Linked DNA regions of Homo sapiens: region 1 is linked to region 2. Evidence: chromatin loops called from intact Hi-C (ENCODE). Cell type or tissue: psoas muscle. All regions are shown on one strand. Links, peaks and the distances in the headings refer to the core of each region. The heading gives the core; the rest is flanking DNA.

What was found. A loop is a pair of places that touch in the nucleus more often than their neighbours do. Peaks named below come from ENCODE experiments on the same cell type or tissue, not always from the same donor. Only the 100,000 strongest peaks of a DNase experiment are listed, where the experiment ranks them.
Region 1: a loop joins it to region 2, with 3 times the contacts of the local background. A loop is called at or near these places in 2 of 110 quality-filtered maps.

The regions. Positions count from the first base shown.
Region 1 is chr11:21,770,533-21,778,517 of GRCh38, reverse strand. All of the region lies in intron 1 of LOC102723370 (a long non-coding RNA gene), which reads right to left. Among named protein-coding and RNA genes, the nearest start is that of ANO5, 420 kb to the left of the region's middle. In psoas muscle, for the core only: no CTCF peak of the experiment used is centred there; a DNase peak (open chromatin) is centred at 4,057; H3K27ac peaks cover 1,146 bases.
Region 2 is chr11:22,112,383-22,120,367 of GRCh38, reverse strand. It overlaps LOC102723370 (a long non-coding RNA gene), which reads right to left. Exons shown (of 5, transcript XR_007062619.1): 5 at 469-642. All of the region lies in intron 1 of LOC124902645 (a long non-coding RNA gene), which reads left to right. Among named protein-coding and RNA genes, the nearest start is that of ANO5, 77 kb to the left of the region's middle. In psoas muscle, for the core only: no CTCF peak of the experiment used is centred there; a DNase peak (open chromatin) is centred at 4,567; H3K4me3 peaks cover 508 bases; H3K27ac peaks cover 1,902 bases.

The sequences.
Region 1 (7,985 bases), core at 2,824-5,323, 340 kb after region 2:
ACTGATGAGCTGCTTCCTAATGGGCACATTTCTCTATAGAGAAGTTAATCCCTTGGGTGAAGAGCTTAGTTTTCTTTCCATCTCTTATGATGTTTTTGCTTATCTTGGATCTTTGGCATTATACATTCATTCTACATTTTAATTATGAGTCATAATTTTTCACACGTTCTTGTAGAGGAATCTTACTATTGACCTGTGTCAAATGTCTTCATACAAAAATCTAAAAGGAAACATTCTCATGAGAGTCTCAGTTGTATAATTTGTTTGAACTGAAAAGTCTAAGATACCTTTACCAAGAATCCATAGTCATAGCACACACAGTCCTGTTCTATGGAGAGGATATGACATTGGCCTTCCATACACCCCCACTCTGCCCTTTCTACACTCTTTCTCACGGACATTCAGTTGCTCTCTATCATCCCCTTCCTCCATCCACCTTTACCCTCATTTCAGCCCTCACACACATACATACCACATCACTCCCCAGTGGGCATGCAGCTTGCCCCACTTTCTGTGATCCCTCATCTCCATGTGTATATTTATTTTCAAAAATGTTTAATATATATAAAGAGGCAAACTAGAGAGGATCATTGGAAAAAATTTTAACGCTCTTCCATGAACTTTAATGTAGCTTTGGGAAAACTCTCTACCTTTCTCTGTGCCTCATACCAACAGTTGGGGATTTTATATGATCTGCATATTTCATGAGTTTTTATTCCTTAAGTACAGGAGAATTTGTTCTTATAGAGCATTAGACTTGGGTTAGAATACTGTTCATTAAATTAATCTGATAACTGCCTCAATAATCCAGTTAGGTGCATACCATTAAAAAACATGTATGTACATGTGTGTTAGTAGTAGTACAATGTTATGCATTGGTGTATGTGTGTACATATGTAGACAGATGCAGATGGATGGATAGATAGATAGCTAAAAAAATGTATGTAGACCAACGATTTTAAAATAAATAAGAAAACTCCAAATAGGGGGAGTTCTAAGGTTAATAAACTTTGGAAATCTGGGTTCAAAACAATAAACAAGGTTCTTTAACTGCAGGAAATCTCAGAGCTTGTAAGAAGCTAGTATGTTTGTGAGAGAGTTACAGAGTTTTCACATTTTATTTGATTACAAAAACTTTTGTTATAAAAAATCAGTTCTTAGAACTTTATGTTTTGCAGAGCACACATCTGCAAATTTAGTTGTAAGAGGCTTATTTTCTAGAGTCCATTATTAATTATCACTTTTGATCCAGATACAGAGAGTTACTCTGTATATACTATCGATAGAGACAAATTGTCCTCATGCTCAGATTATCAGTTGGCTATTAGTTAATAAAAAAATGATGTGAACAAGAAATGTCATTCAAAGTAAACAAATAACTAGGTAAACAAATTACAGTACAATCATTAGATGGAATACCACTCAGCATTAAAAAGTAATGGAATACTGAAACCCAAAAGGGCATAGCCGAATCTTCAAAATATTATTCTAAGAGAAAGAAGCCAGATATAAAATGCTATAATTTAATTATATAAAATTCAAGGACTGACAAAATTAGTATATGGTTATATAAATCAGAAGAGTGGTTGCCTCTGGAAGTGAAATGATTGACTAGAAAGAGTCATCATGACACTTTTTGGGATGATAAATATGTTCTGTATCTTGACTTGGGTGATGACAGTTCAGGAAATTTTATTTGTTAAAGATCATCAAACAATTAAGATTGTTTAAACAATCTTCAACAATTATGATTTGAGCATTTATTTTATTGTACATAAATAATACTTCAGTATGGAAATATTTTTTAAAGAAATGTTATGTAAAGTTTGAGATTATAGTGCTCTGTTTACAATAGCTTTTGTTAACTGGAGTAGAATGATACTCATGAGAAAAATAAAGTGATGAAGAGCTCTACAACTGCATTGCATTCTACAAATATAAGAGGCTGTCATTACTATGTTTCTCATCAGTATCATAGTCAGGGAGGAATTTATCTTAACCCTGATTCCCAGGAAAGCAGAGCCTGTTGCAATATTTAGATGCCAATGCTGATTTGGGACATGCAATCCTGGGACATTAAAAGTGAAGGAAAGGGGAAATAAGGCAGAGAAGGATGAGAAGCAATGTATTGTTACACTGGTTATTGTATCATTATTTGAGTGAGGGCAATACACTTAGTTGACAGAGTCAGTACACTGGCTTAGGTTCCTAGTGTGTTTCCAGAAAGTGTGAATAGACAGAACTGTTATTGAAGGGAGAAGAAAAAAAAGACTAATTACTTTCTCCTATCCTCTGATGCACAGTGATCAACATTTCCCCCCAGAGGAAGCTATGTCCTTTGCACTTCTGGTTTACATCACTTCACCCATTTGGTAACCACCTTGGGTGCAAGGTCCTATACCTTGTGATATGGCCCTTCAACTGAATCCAAAGTCTGTTAGAGCACATAGCTGATCAGCTTCAGGAAGCAGAACCATGTGAGCATGGACAGAATTAGCCCTGGTGGCAGGTGAGATGGAGCAAACATGATGATTCAAGACACAGACTAGATGCTGAGAGAACTGAAAAGCTTTATCTGATACTGCCAATAGAGGGTCAGGTTAGTATAATAACAACTACTATGTGGATTTCTGTTAAAGTTGTTGTGAGAATTAAGTAAGTTAATACATAGGAAATTCTTGTAAGCTCATAATAAGTGCCTAATATATCTTAAATATAAATCTTATATTTTATTATATTCTTATCACTGCACAACATATTTTTCTAAATATAGCCTCATTTAGTTCTTATAACATTTTTTTCAAGTAGTGTTTTTCTCATCTGACTTTACATCTTCTGAATATGAAGCTTACACAAATTAAATGTTGTAGCAACTTAATAGTGAGTGTTTTAATGTGTACAGGCCATGGAACTGAGGACTAAGCTTTACATGACTTGACCAGCATCATGCAGCTATTGAGGAACTATGGCACGACTAGAATACAGAATATGTATCTCTTAGTCAAGAATTTCCCATGTCACACCATGCTACCTTTTCCCAATTATGTGTAAAACTACAAATATTTTAACGATACAAATATTTTACTAATATATTTAAGTATACTGGTTTCCTTTTTAGGCTTCTAAGAAACACAAAAAATAAAGTGTTACAACAGGCCATAAAAATTTATTTCTTAAGTCCGGAATTTGCTGAGGTTTCTATGGGCATAAACATAGTAAACATTTCTGGGAACAAAATGGAAACCGTCTTATTGGCTCATACATGTTTTACTGATTCATAAGTGTTTTTTCATCTTTACTTTGATCAAGTGGTTCAGGCCTGGTCCCTTTCCTCCTGCTCAAGTTCATCTGTTCATGCATTAATGAATCTGTCTATGCCCTGAAGAGCAGGTAGTTTAGAGGGGGAGATAGATAAGTACACAGTTATAAAACAATGTGATAAATGCTAAAATGAATGTAATTGTGGGTGCTTTGGATGGTCAAAGAAGTCTGTTATAAGACATTAGTAATGAACACCCCATTTTATAGTGATAAGAATTTTATTAATTTTAAAGCATCCCTTTAAAATATAAATCTAGTTCTGGATAATTTGAACCATATTTTTTTTTCATTGAACCATTATGTAGTGGTGACAGAGCATTAACTAAAGAAAGTTCCTCCCAGGTAGGAAAAGCAAGTAGAAGCTCCTCATTGCTAAAGTAGAAGGATGTTTTACAGGGGATGAATCCATGGAGAGAATATTACATGAGTCCCTAAAAGGAACCCACAATTTCCAACACTTTAGGTATTGATGAAAGTGGAAATTGGAGTGATAAAACTCCTTGAAAGAAACGGGAAAATCTAATAATATCTAGTATGCTGCTCCTGACCACATGCAGCAAGGCTTAGGAGCAGCAGAGGAGCAAGGGCAGAGGAAAGGGTCTAGAAATAAGTACTCAGGGCTACTCCCTCTTTGGCCATGGTCAACATGCCATGTGCAGTAGCCCCAGGAGTCCTGTGTGCCCTGCCAGCAGGGTATAGAGCTGCTAAGAGGGCTGCCAGTGGAACTTATCAGAGGAATTGGAGCAGCATGAGTTGGCCACAGAGCAGGGTCCATGCCAGGAGTTTTGGCAGTGGTTGTCAACTCCAAAAATAGGGAATTAGTCATTCCTGGGCAAACACCAACAGGAGTTCTCCAGGGACGAGATTACACCTCTCCATATTAGAGTAAACCACAGCATTCCCTCGTAGGCCTCCCTTTGTGACTGTGAACATATACTGGAGAGGTAACCTTTATATAGTCACCACCTTGGAAAAGAGGCAAGTGAGGAAAAAAAACGAACAAACTAACCACTAATCTTACACTGAACAGGGAAAAATTAAAAGCCTTTCCTCTAAGAACTGAAACAAGAAAAGAATGTCCACTTTCTCCACACTTATTCTTCAAAGTACTGGAAGTCCTAGTTAGAGCAATTAGGCAAGATAAAGAAATAAAGGCATCCAAATAGAAAAAGAGAACATCATGTTTTTCCTTTTTGTAGATGACATAATCTTACATAAAGAAAAACCTAAAGACTCCATCAAAAACCTCTTAGAACTGATAAATTTCATTAAGATTGCAGTATACAAAATCAATATACAAAACTCAATAGCATTTCTATACAGTAATAATAAACTAGCTGAAAAAGAAATCAAAGAAACAATCCCATTTATAATTGCTACTAAAAAACATCTAGAAATAAATTTACAAAGGAAGTTAAAGATCTCTACAATGAAAACTACAAAACACTGATAAAAAAAAATTACAGAGGCCACAAAATATGAACAGACATTTGAGGCTCCTAGATTGAAAAAAATTAATATTGTTAAAATGACCATGCTACCCAATCTAGAGAATCAAAGTACCAATTACATTATTCACAGAAATGGAAAAAGAATCCTAAACTTCACGATAAACCACAAAAGACCCTGAGTAGCTAAAGCAATACTGGACAAAAAGAACAAAGCTTGAGGCATCACACTTGCTGACTTCAAAAATAATACAAAGCTATAATAACCAAAACAGCATGGTATTAGTATAAAAAGAGATGCATGAATCAATGCAATGGCATATGGAACCCATAAATAGGCCAGGCGCAGTGGCTCACAGCTGTAATCCCAGCATTTTGGGAGGCCAGGGTGGGCGGATCACCTAAGATCAGGCATTTGAAACCAGCCTAGCCAACATGGTGAAACACTGTCTCTACTAAAAATCCAAAAATTAGCCAGGCGCGGGGGTGGGCACCTGTAATCCCAGCTACTTGGGAGGCTGAGGCAGGAGAATCGCTTGAACCCAAGAGGCGGAGGTTGCAGTGAGCCAAGATTGTGCCATTGCACTTCAGCCTGGGTGACAGAGCAAGACTCCATCTCAAAAACAAACAAACAACCCATAAATAAATCCATGTATTTACAGCCAACTGATTTTCAACAAAGATGACAAGAACACACATTGGGGAAAGAACACTCTCTTCAACAAATGGTGCTGGGCAAACAGGACATTCATATGTAGAAGAATAAAATTAGACCTCCATCTCTCATTGTATATGAAATAAACTAAAAATGGTTTAAAGCCTTTAATGTTTGACCTGAAACGATAAAACTACTAGGAGGAAACATAGGGAAAATGTTTCAGGACATTTGTCTAGGCAAAGATTTGATGAGTAAGATTTAAAAAGCACAAGTGAAAATTACAAAAATAGACAAATAGAAATATATCAAACTACAAAGCTTCTGCCCAGAAAATGAAACATCAACAGAGGGAAGACAACTTGTAGAATGGGAGAAAATATTTCCAAACTATTCGTCTGACAAAGGACTAATATTCAGAATATATAAGAAACTCAAATAACTCAACATTAATTATAGATAATCTGATCAAAAAGTGGACAAAGCCAAAAGAAGTCATATAGGTGACCAAGAAGTATATGAGAAACAATGTTGAACATCACAAATCATCAGAGAAATGCAAATCAAAATCACCATGATATATCATCTCATCCTCATTATGATGGCTATTATAAGAGATAAAAAATAACAAGTCCTTGCTAGGATGCAGACAAAACGAGATTCTTATACATTGTAGGTGAGAATGTAAATTAGTACAGCCTCTATGGAAAGCAGTATGGAGATTTCTCTAAAAACATCAAATAGAACTACATGATCCAGCCATTTCGCTACTGGATATTTATACAAAGGAAATCAGTATATTGAAGAGACGCCTGCACTCCAGTGTTTATTGCAGCACTAGTCACAATAGCCTAGATATACAATCAACCTAAATGTCCACAGCCAGGTGAATGGATATAGAAAATGTGGTATATGTACACAATAGAATACTATTGAGCCATTAAAATATGAAGCCCTGTCATTCACAGCAACATGGATGAGCCTGGAGGACATGATGTTAAGTGAAATAAGTCAGGTATGGAAAGACAAATACCATCCACTTTCACTCATATGTGGAAGCTAAAAAAAAAATGAGTTCATAGAAGTAGAGAATAGAATTCTGGTTATTAGAGGCTGTGAGGTAGCGGGGAAGAAAAGATAGGGAGAGATTGGTTGATGGGCATGGAATTACAGTTAAATAGAAATAATAAGTTCTAGTGACATAGTACTGTAGAGTAAATATGGTTCATAATAATTTATTATATATTTTCAATAGCTAGAAAACAGGATTTTGAATGTTTATGACAAAAAGAAATGATAAATATTTCAGTTGATGGATACTCTAATTACCCTGATTTTATCATTATCCATTGTGTGCATGTATAGAAATATTACTGTTTCTCCTACAAACATGTGCAACTATTATGTGTCAATAAAAAAGAAAAAATATATACTTTTTTTAGGAGTTACACTTTCAAGCTCTGAGATAATATTTTTCCATGTACTGTATCTTTTAGAATTTACAATAAGCCTAAGAGGTAGATAGAAACATTATCCCCAATGTATAGATGGGAAGGCTAAGTTACCATTAAAATGTTAATTGCCCATGTTCCTTTAGGGGCCATGTCTCCTATTTGAACCCAGACAAATCAATTCTAATATCCATGATTTTGGCCACATTGTCATGCCTGGCTCCCATGCTTCATTATTCTGCATTGAGGCAATTTTAAGAATGAGGAAAAAAAGAGATGACTAATGTAGGTATTCAGTGCCCAGTTTTTTCCATGAATGTGTTGCTCACAATAAACGTCTGTGGAACTTGCCTATGCAGCAAAAACTTAATTGAGTGGCTGCTGGGCAACCCAAGCCAGCTGCTGGGAAATTGTGCCCTTGTTTACAGAATCAAGTCCCTTTTTTATTCCTGTCAACAGTTTTGGGGATTTCTATATTCTAAGCTGATTCTGCATTTAATGTATAATTGCAATACAAGATTGAAAATTCTGTTTACAGTGTAATTCTAAAGTAGTTTACACTCTTGCATTATTGAAATGGCTTGCTTGAAACAGCTCACTACACCTAGAAAAGCCTTCTTAGCTAAGTAGGAGGACTTACAAGTCCATTCTTTACAAAATGCTACAGCCAGATGAAGTATATCCTGTTGCTGGCTGATTTTTTTTAAACTAAGAATTTATTTTAAACTTTTCCAGTTTAAGGCAATTATTCCTTCCTGTTCATTGGCATAATATCTTGGGGGTGCATTTATAAGTTTATTAATGAAAATCATTCATTGATTGAAGACAACGGTAGAAGGTAAAAGTATGTCATAAACTAGGAAGTTTTCCAAATGCAAGTTTTTATTATTATTCTTCAAAAACAATACCAATAGTTGGTGCTATTAAAATAATATTTACAATCTTTGCTGGGATAAATTTCCCAACTTTAAGATACACCTTGTGGACATTAATAATATGAATATTCTGTAGTCTTTGCTAGTTTCCTTTCTCCTTAAGATTAATTTCTATGAAAGAACATCGTTTTAGCCTTTGAATTTCAACTAACATTTCAAGGTAACCTAGGGTTTA
Region 2 (7,985 bases), core at 3,436-5,935:
GAAAGTTTATAACTGGAAATTCAATTTCTTCATAAGATAAAGGGCTATTCTGGTTATCTATGTCTTCTTGAGTGAGCTTTGATAATGTGGATCTTTCAAGGAATTTGCCCACTTTATTTAAGTTGTCAAGTTTAGCGTTGCAAAATTGTTTATTAAATTTAGTGTAAAAAGTAATTAAAGTTAAATTAAATGTAAAATTCTCAATCACACTAGCAGATATTGAGGATAATCCTCAATAAATACCTGTGGCTCTTCACTCCTACATTGGACAGCACAGATATAGAACATTACCATCATTGTAGAAAAGTTCTGTTGGCAGCTCAGGAGATGATATTAACAGTTAATTTAAGTGGCATGTATAATAAAACTCATTCTTGTATGTTATTAATTAGGGTTTAAGATTGGGAATAAGTCAGCTCAAGCTAAGAAGTGAGATTTGTCTGCAAAATCAATTTAGTCCTACAAAGGTTTTCATTTTTAATTATACTTTTAATCTGGAAGGTAGAAATTAGATCCACATACTTATTTGCAGAGATTCAATTCCCTTTTAGTGTAGGCTTTATCTAAGTAGACAGTACTTTCTGCATTCAGTAGGGCAAGTTGCAGAGTGAAGATGTCCTCCCCTACTTGACTTGGTGAAGCCTAGGAAAGAAGGAAGTATATTTAAAACAAAAACCATTACCATAGATCTTCTAATCATGAAGTTCTACCCTTTGAGAAAAAATGTCACTCTGTGAGTATTCTGTAGCTCTGTAAAGTCTTTTTCACAGAGAATTTTTCTGACTCATTGCTGAAAAAGATGGTTTGGTATGTATTTATACTGAAATATGGATATGCTTTAGCTATCCTGAAACCTACAAATCAGAATTTCCATGGTGAAACCATCATTTGTTATAGGGAATGATATTTTAATGGGTTAGGGAAATTCAGAAAGCTGCCCTGAGAAGAATTTCCTCTTTGTCTTGCTTGCATTTCTAAATGATTTGTTTCAAGTGGTTTGCCCTGTTGATGAGTATGTGTTCTGATTGTTCACACCAAAGCAGAGATAATCAATTAAATGTAACATCTTGACCTAAAGAATTGGTGTTTTTTCAGGACTGGTCTTATGGGAATGGAAAAAAATCTTTACAGTTTAGGATTGGTGAGAACCTTTACTTTTCTTACCTGGAAGAGTAATCAGAAGCTCTTTTTCTATTCATTTGATTAACATTGCTTGATAGCTTTGTTTTTTAGCGATCCATATTTTCATACCCAGGAGATTTGCTCTGAAAAACTGAGTATTTATTTTCCATGGTGTTGGGTAATTTAGAGCTTATTTGGGACAAAACAGATTTGGGCTTGAATGTCCTTAGCTATGTTATTCAGTGGATCTGACCCTCAATTCCTGAACTCTAAAATTGGGGATTAAATAAACCTTATGAGAAGATAGTAAAAGCACAGTAATTACATGCCTGTAACTTACTGTCACACAAATTTGTATCCATAAAGTTAGGTGTGCCAATTTCTTAGCAAGTTAATCTTGTAAGCATATAAATCTAAGTATCCTCATTTGTATAAGCACACACACACATATATCATATGTAATCATATTGCTATGTAGATTAAATGTAATAGCATTGTAAAGTACTTAGTACAGTGCCTGGTTTAAAAAATGGAACATATCCTTGTTTTTATCAGTAGCTTATTGGCAAGTAGATAACATACTGTAACTGAAATTTAGTAGATGCTTGACAAATTTTACTTCCCTTTCATTCTCCTCATCTAACCCATTACTTTTAATTCAAGTTTTGCTTTATTAAAACCAAATACTTTCAGCTCTTTGTATATATATTTTTTACTTTTCATCTTTTTCTTTGTTCCTTTCTTTCTTTTTCTAGTCAGATTAGACTAATTACTTACAGAAAAATCCACAGATATTATTTTACGGGTATCCAAACTTGGAATTTTAGACCTTGTCTATATGAAAAATTTTCAGCAATTTTTATCTGTACATAACTATACATTGCAGAAGTTGTTTAAAAAAGCAGTGCCTGAGCAAGTCACACATGGAACATAGGAGAATGAAGGAGAAATACTATTGAACTATTACTTATAGAGCATAGTAACAAAAATGTTGTAGTTCAGTTTGCAATGTTGGAGACAAAAGACATTTTCACTTAGGATTCCCTTCCAGTCAACAAGTGACATTTAGGGATGTCAAACTGCGTTCCTATTATCAAATATTACAGAATTTTTATAGAAATGAGGACTATAGATCAGATGATCAGGTTAAAGAGGGAGTTGCAGTTTCATTAAATTACTCCTATGCTGTCAGAGAAAAGAGAAAGTTGGAAGGATTATACTCTATAGAAACCAATGTTCAATATTATAACTAGTAGAAAAATTAAGCAAGTGCATAATCAAATAATGAGAATGTCAGATGAATAGTTATGAGATGAACAGAACATGTGGGGACCAGGATTCATATTGGATGCAAGTATTTTAATTTCTCAAGCGTGTCAAACCCTTTTATTAATAAAAATCCATAGTCACTCCCAATTTTAAAGTTTATTTTGAGTAGATTTCCTTGGTTATTGTACAATAATACAGTTTAGTGTTATGTTTACACTATACTGTAGTCTATTAAGTAGTAATAGCATTATATCTTAAAAACTGTAAATAATACATTTTTAAGAATCATTTTTTATTAATGAATCATTTTGATTTTCATAAAGTTTCAAATGAAAGAGGTTTTCTACACATTAGTATAAAGATATGCTTGACTTTATGGACCCTACAAACTTGTAATAGTCAGCAGTTCTGGTGCTTCAATATAGATATATTTTAAGTAGTCAACTTTGCTAGTAAAGAAATACATTTTGAAATAAAACAATATGCCTTGCTAAGTTATGAAATTTGCAAAAAATTATTTTTAAAGATTTTTTATGTATTTTTAAAAATAAATTTACTATATACTTAATATAATAAATAAATATATAAATAAATAATTGTAATATATTTATGATATATTAATTAATGTAAATATACCATAAATTTATAATAATATAAATAATAATACATAGTTACTATACATTAATATAAATGATCATATAAATATGATGATATATATACACTATATCATACATGCTTGTTTATAATAAATATTAAATACTGGGAAAAATAAAATATTAATAGTGGTTTTCTTGTAGTTGGAGGAATTATAGGAATATATGATAGATAAAATCTTTATAAATTGTTATGTTATCTACAGGAAAAGATGTGCTAATTTAAAATATAAAGAAGCAAACATTCTTAGAGAGAGAGGAAGAGGGAGTGCAGGAGCAATTCCAGTGGTCTAAGTAGGCACAACAGGTAGTCAGTACACTTTTCAGAATGCTGTTTTATCTCGGTTGATTTCCCTTATGAATCTTCTAAACCTTGCACATGTTTACCTTTGATTAAGTATAAGCAGAAATTTAGTTTCCTTGAAGAAATGGCTTTGCCTGATGATATGGTTTGGATCTATGTCTCCACCCAAATATCATGTCCAGTTGTAATCCCCAGTGTTGGAGGGGTAGCATGGTGGGAGGTGATTGCATCATGAGGGTGGATTCTTCATGAATGATTTAGCACTATCCCCTTGGTGCTGTTCTCCTAATATATGTCTCACGAGATCTGGTTGTTTGAAAGTGTGTAGCATGGGGCCCCTCACTCTCTCTTGCTCCTGCTCCCACGATGTGAGAAGTCTTGCTCCCCCTTTGCCTTCTGTCATGATTGGAAGTTTTTTGAGGCTTCCCCAGAAGCAGATGCAGCTATGCTTCCTGCATGGCCTGAAGAAATGTGAGTCAATTAAGACTAGCCTGACCAACATGGTGAAACCCCCTCTCTATCAAAAATACAAAAATTAGCTGGGCGTGATGGTGGGTACTTGTAATCCCAACTACTCGGGAGGCTGAGGCAAGAGAATAGCTTGAATCCGGGAGGCAGAGGTTGCAGTGAGCCGAGATCATGCCATTGCACTCCAGCCTGGGCGACAAAAGACAAACAAAAAAACTGTCCGTCTCAAAAGACAAACAAAAAAAAACTATTTTCTTTATAAATTACCCAGTCTCGAGTGTTTCTTTACAGCAATGAAAGAACATACTAATACACCTGATCTTCTATAATCTAGGATCAAGGAGAGCTGGTATTAAAGAGCTAAAACTTGGCCAGGCCCCAGGAACTTTGCTAGTGTAGCAGACTGACAATATCCTAGGTAATTGCATAGCTCTTGCTGCTCTCAATCTGGTTTTGCATCCAACGGGCTATGATAGTGCACCTGATATTTGAAGCTTTTATCATTCCAGTTTGCCTTTACAAACTTCCTAAAATGGTAACATAGGGTGGGAAATTCTGGCTTGAACAGCCATCCATTATTATCCCAGACATATTGTGGCTGCTGCCGGTAATGATTGCTGAGCTGTTCTATTAAAGGCAACATATTACTCCGCAAAGTTTATGACAGTAGTCTTGCTGAAACAAGCAAATACCTTCTATTATGCTAATGTTCTATTTATATAACAAATAGCTGGCCTCTGGCCCTGCTTTGTCCTCTTATGTGTGTCTGGGCTGTTGGGTTTGCATGTTGGTGAATATTTTTAGGCTCCTTAAAGCAGCCAGAACAGCAGTCAATGCAGGATCATCCTGACAGCCTGTTTTAGATCTTGACAGCCTGTTTTAGATCTTGACACCTGATGCTTTCTCTGAGTGCTTTATAAAAGCAGCATTTATAATTTCCATCCAGTCATAAAAATCTGACGTATCTTTTCAGAAGAGAGCTTTGCTATAAAGAGGGAAAATTGAAGTAAATTAAGTCAGGGAGCTTTTTGAGCCATCAAGTAAGATGTTGTATACCATCATGACATTTCAACCCACAACTTGGTGCTGAATCTTATCAATTGAGCTGATGAGCTGTGTCTGCATAAAAGTAAGAATACTAAGCTAGTCAAATACCTTTCTAAGAAGCTTGCCTTATCATAGTCTATTTTTCCAAGCACCTAATCAAGGGCATTTATTTCTCACAGTTGCAGTAAAAGTGGAAGTATCAATAAAGACCAATTGTTTATTAGAAATTGCTCAGTGTTGAGCAGAGAAATTTGCAGAAATCTTAAGCTTCATCCATTCAGGTATTCATAAAAGCTTCAGATGCCTTCATAATTAGAAGCTTATTGCAATTAAACACCAATAGTTTCTTTCTTTGCATGATTGCAGAAAGAAGGATTAGCAGAAATGGATAAATGAAAAATATTATAGTGCATAAACTAATTCTTAATGTACTTGCTCTGCTGTGTTAGTAACTGGCAGCTTTGTTTTGTCTCCAAATGCCCTTTCCAACTGTATTCATGAGGGAAAATATTTCCATGCATTTGGATTAAAACTTATGAATTTCCTCTGACTTTTCTCCTCACACTGAGATAAGAAATAGATTTATAACTTCTTAAAGTCTCAAATCTTTAGAGATTAGATTAGATAGCCAAGTCCAAGATATTATTTACACATTTCAATCGTGATTCAAAGGTAAGTGTCCTCCCTCCTTCCTATATCCCCAAAGTAAAGACTGAAGTTGTCTATAGGAATGGAGATACAGCCAGATCTTTCTCCTTTATTCCACTCACCTCTTTTGTCTTTCATACAACAGTGGGAAAAGTTAGTGTGGGGGCCATAGGCTCCTGGTCCCCTAAAGGTTTGCTAAAAATCACTAACATGATTAATAAGAGAAAAGGCATACAAATGTATTTAGCATAGATACATTGGAGCCTTTAGAATGAAAATCTAATTTCCCAAAGAGTTACAGAAACTTAATATACCATTTTGAGGTTATGGAATGAATGGGGGCTTACATTCTGGCCAGCAAAGGTGACCTTGTTATGTAGCGAAGCCTCCCCTAGAAAGAATAGATGGTAAATGTTTCTTTTCAGTCTTTTAAAGGTGTCAGAGTCTCAATCCCTCCCGGATCTGGGGAAAGGTGTAGAAAGGGAGGGGGCATGACTGTATTAGTGGAGATTATCTATAGATGGAAATTTTCCCCACTTAATTCAGCTTTGCAAGGCCACTTCTGTCAGGATGGCTAAGGGCAGCCATTTCAAAATATGTCAAAGAAATATATTTTGGTGTATTTTTTTAAAATTTCCTTCAATAGGAAGAGGAGATGAGAGGATAAGGCAATTTTAAATCATGACATCTTTGTGTGAAACATTATGTCTGTGATGATGAATCCTAAGTTATATTACTGGCTTGGATTTCTCCCTTAATCTCCAGACTCATATTTCAAACTGCCTACTCAGCATGCTCACTTGGATTTCTAATACTCATCTTAAATTTAAGATGTCCAAAGATCAACCAATACCTTTCCCCTAAAACTTCTTGCACCTCCAGTCTACTCAATCTCAGGGAATCATCTTTCCAGTTGTTGAGTCTTTGGAGTCATCCTTGATTCTCTCTTCTTTTCATATATTCAATTTTTCAGGAAATCTTGAGGATGCTGCCTTCAATATACATCCAGAATTCACAACTTCTACTGCTACTAGTGGACTCCAAGCCACTACAATCTCTCATCTATATTATTTTCTTCAACCTGCTCTCTTTGTCTCTACCCTTGTCCCTTTGTGCTTAATTAGAAGCTAGTGTGATCCTTGCTTAAAGCCCTAAAATGACTCTGTTTTACTCATAGCAAAAGCAAAGTTGTTAGAATGAACTATAAAGCCCAACATAATCTGGTCCCCATGATCTCTCAGACTTCATCTATGATTGGGTTTCCTTGCTGTATTAGCACAGCTACATTGGCCTTTTTCTTGTTCCTGAAGCATGCCAGGAAAATTTCCATCATTTGGGTGTTTGTACTGGCTGTTTCTTCTACCTGTGTGCTTACTTCATTATCTCCTTCAAATCATTCCTCAAATTGTTACCTTCTTTTACTAATGATGACTACCCTGTCTACCCTGGCATTCCTCATTCTCCTTAGTCTGACCTTTGTTTTTTTTTTCACTTTTTAAAATTATATTTTAAGTTCTAGGATACATGTGCACAATGTGCAGGTTTGATACATAGGTATACATGTGACATGTTGGTTTGCTGCACTCATCAACTCATCATTTACATTAGGTATCTCTCCTAATGCTATCCCTCCCCTAGCCCCCCATCTACCGACAGGCCCAGTGTGTGATGTTCCCTGCCCTGTGTCCAAGTGATCCCATTGTTCAATTCCCACCTGTGAGTGAGAACATGCGGTGTTTGGTTTTCTGTCCTTGTGATAGTTTGCTGAGAATGATGGTTTCCAGTTTCATCCATGACCCTGCAAAGGACAGGAACGTATCTTTTTTCATGGCTACATAGTATTCCATGGTGTATATGTGCCAAATTTTCTTAATCCAGTCTATCATTGTTGGACATTTGGGTTGGTTCCAAGTCTTTGCTATTGTGAATAGTGCTGAAATAAACATACGTGTGCATTTGTCTTTATAGTAGCATGATTTATAATCCTTTGGGTATATACCCAGTAATGGGATTGCTGGGTCAAATGGTATTTCTAGTTCTAGATCCTTGAGGAATTGCCACAGTGTCTTCCACAATGGTTGAACTAATTTACACTCCCATCAACAGTGTAAAAGCATTCCTATTCCTCCACATCCTCTCCAGTATCTGTTGTTTCCTGACTGTTTAGTGATCGCCATTCTAACTGATGTGAGATAGTATCTCATTGTGGTTTTGATTTGCATTTCTCCGATGACCAGTGATGATGAGCATTTTTTCATGTGTCTGTTGGCTGCATAGATGTCTTCTTTTGAGAAGTGTCTGTTCATATACTTTGCCCACTTTTTGATGGGGTTGTTTGTTTTCCTTGTAAATTTGTTTGAGTTTTTTGTAGATTCTGGATATTAGCCCTTTGTCAGATGGGTAGATTGTAAAAATTTTCTCCCATTCTGTAGGTTGCCTGTTCACTCTGATGGTAGTTTCTTTTGCTGTGCAGA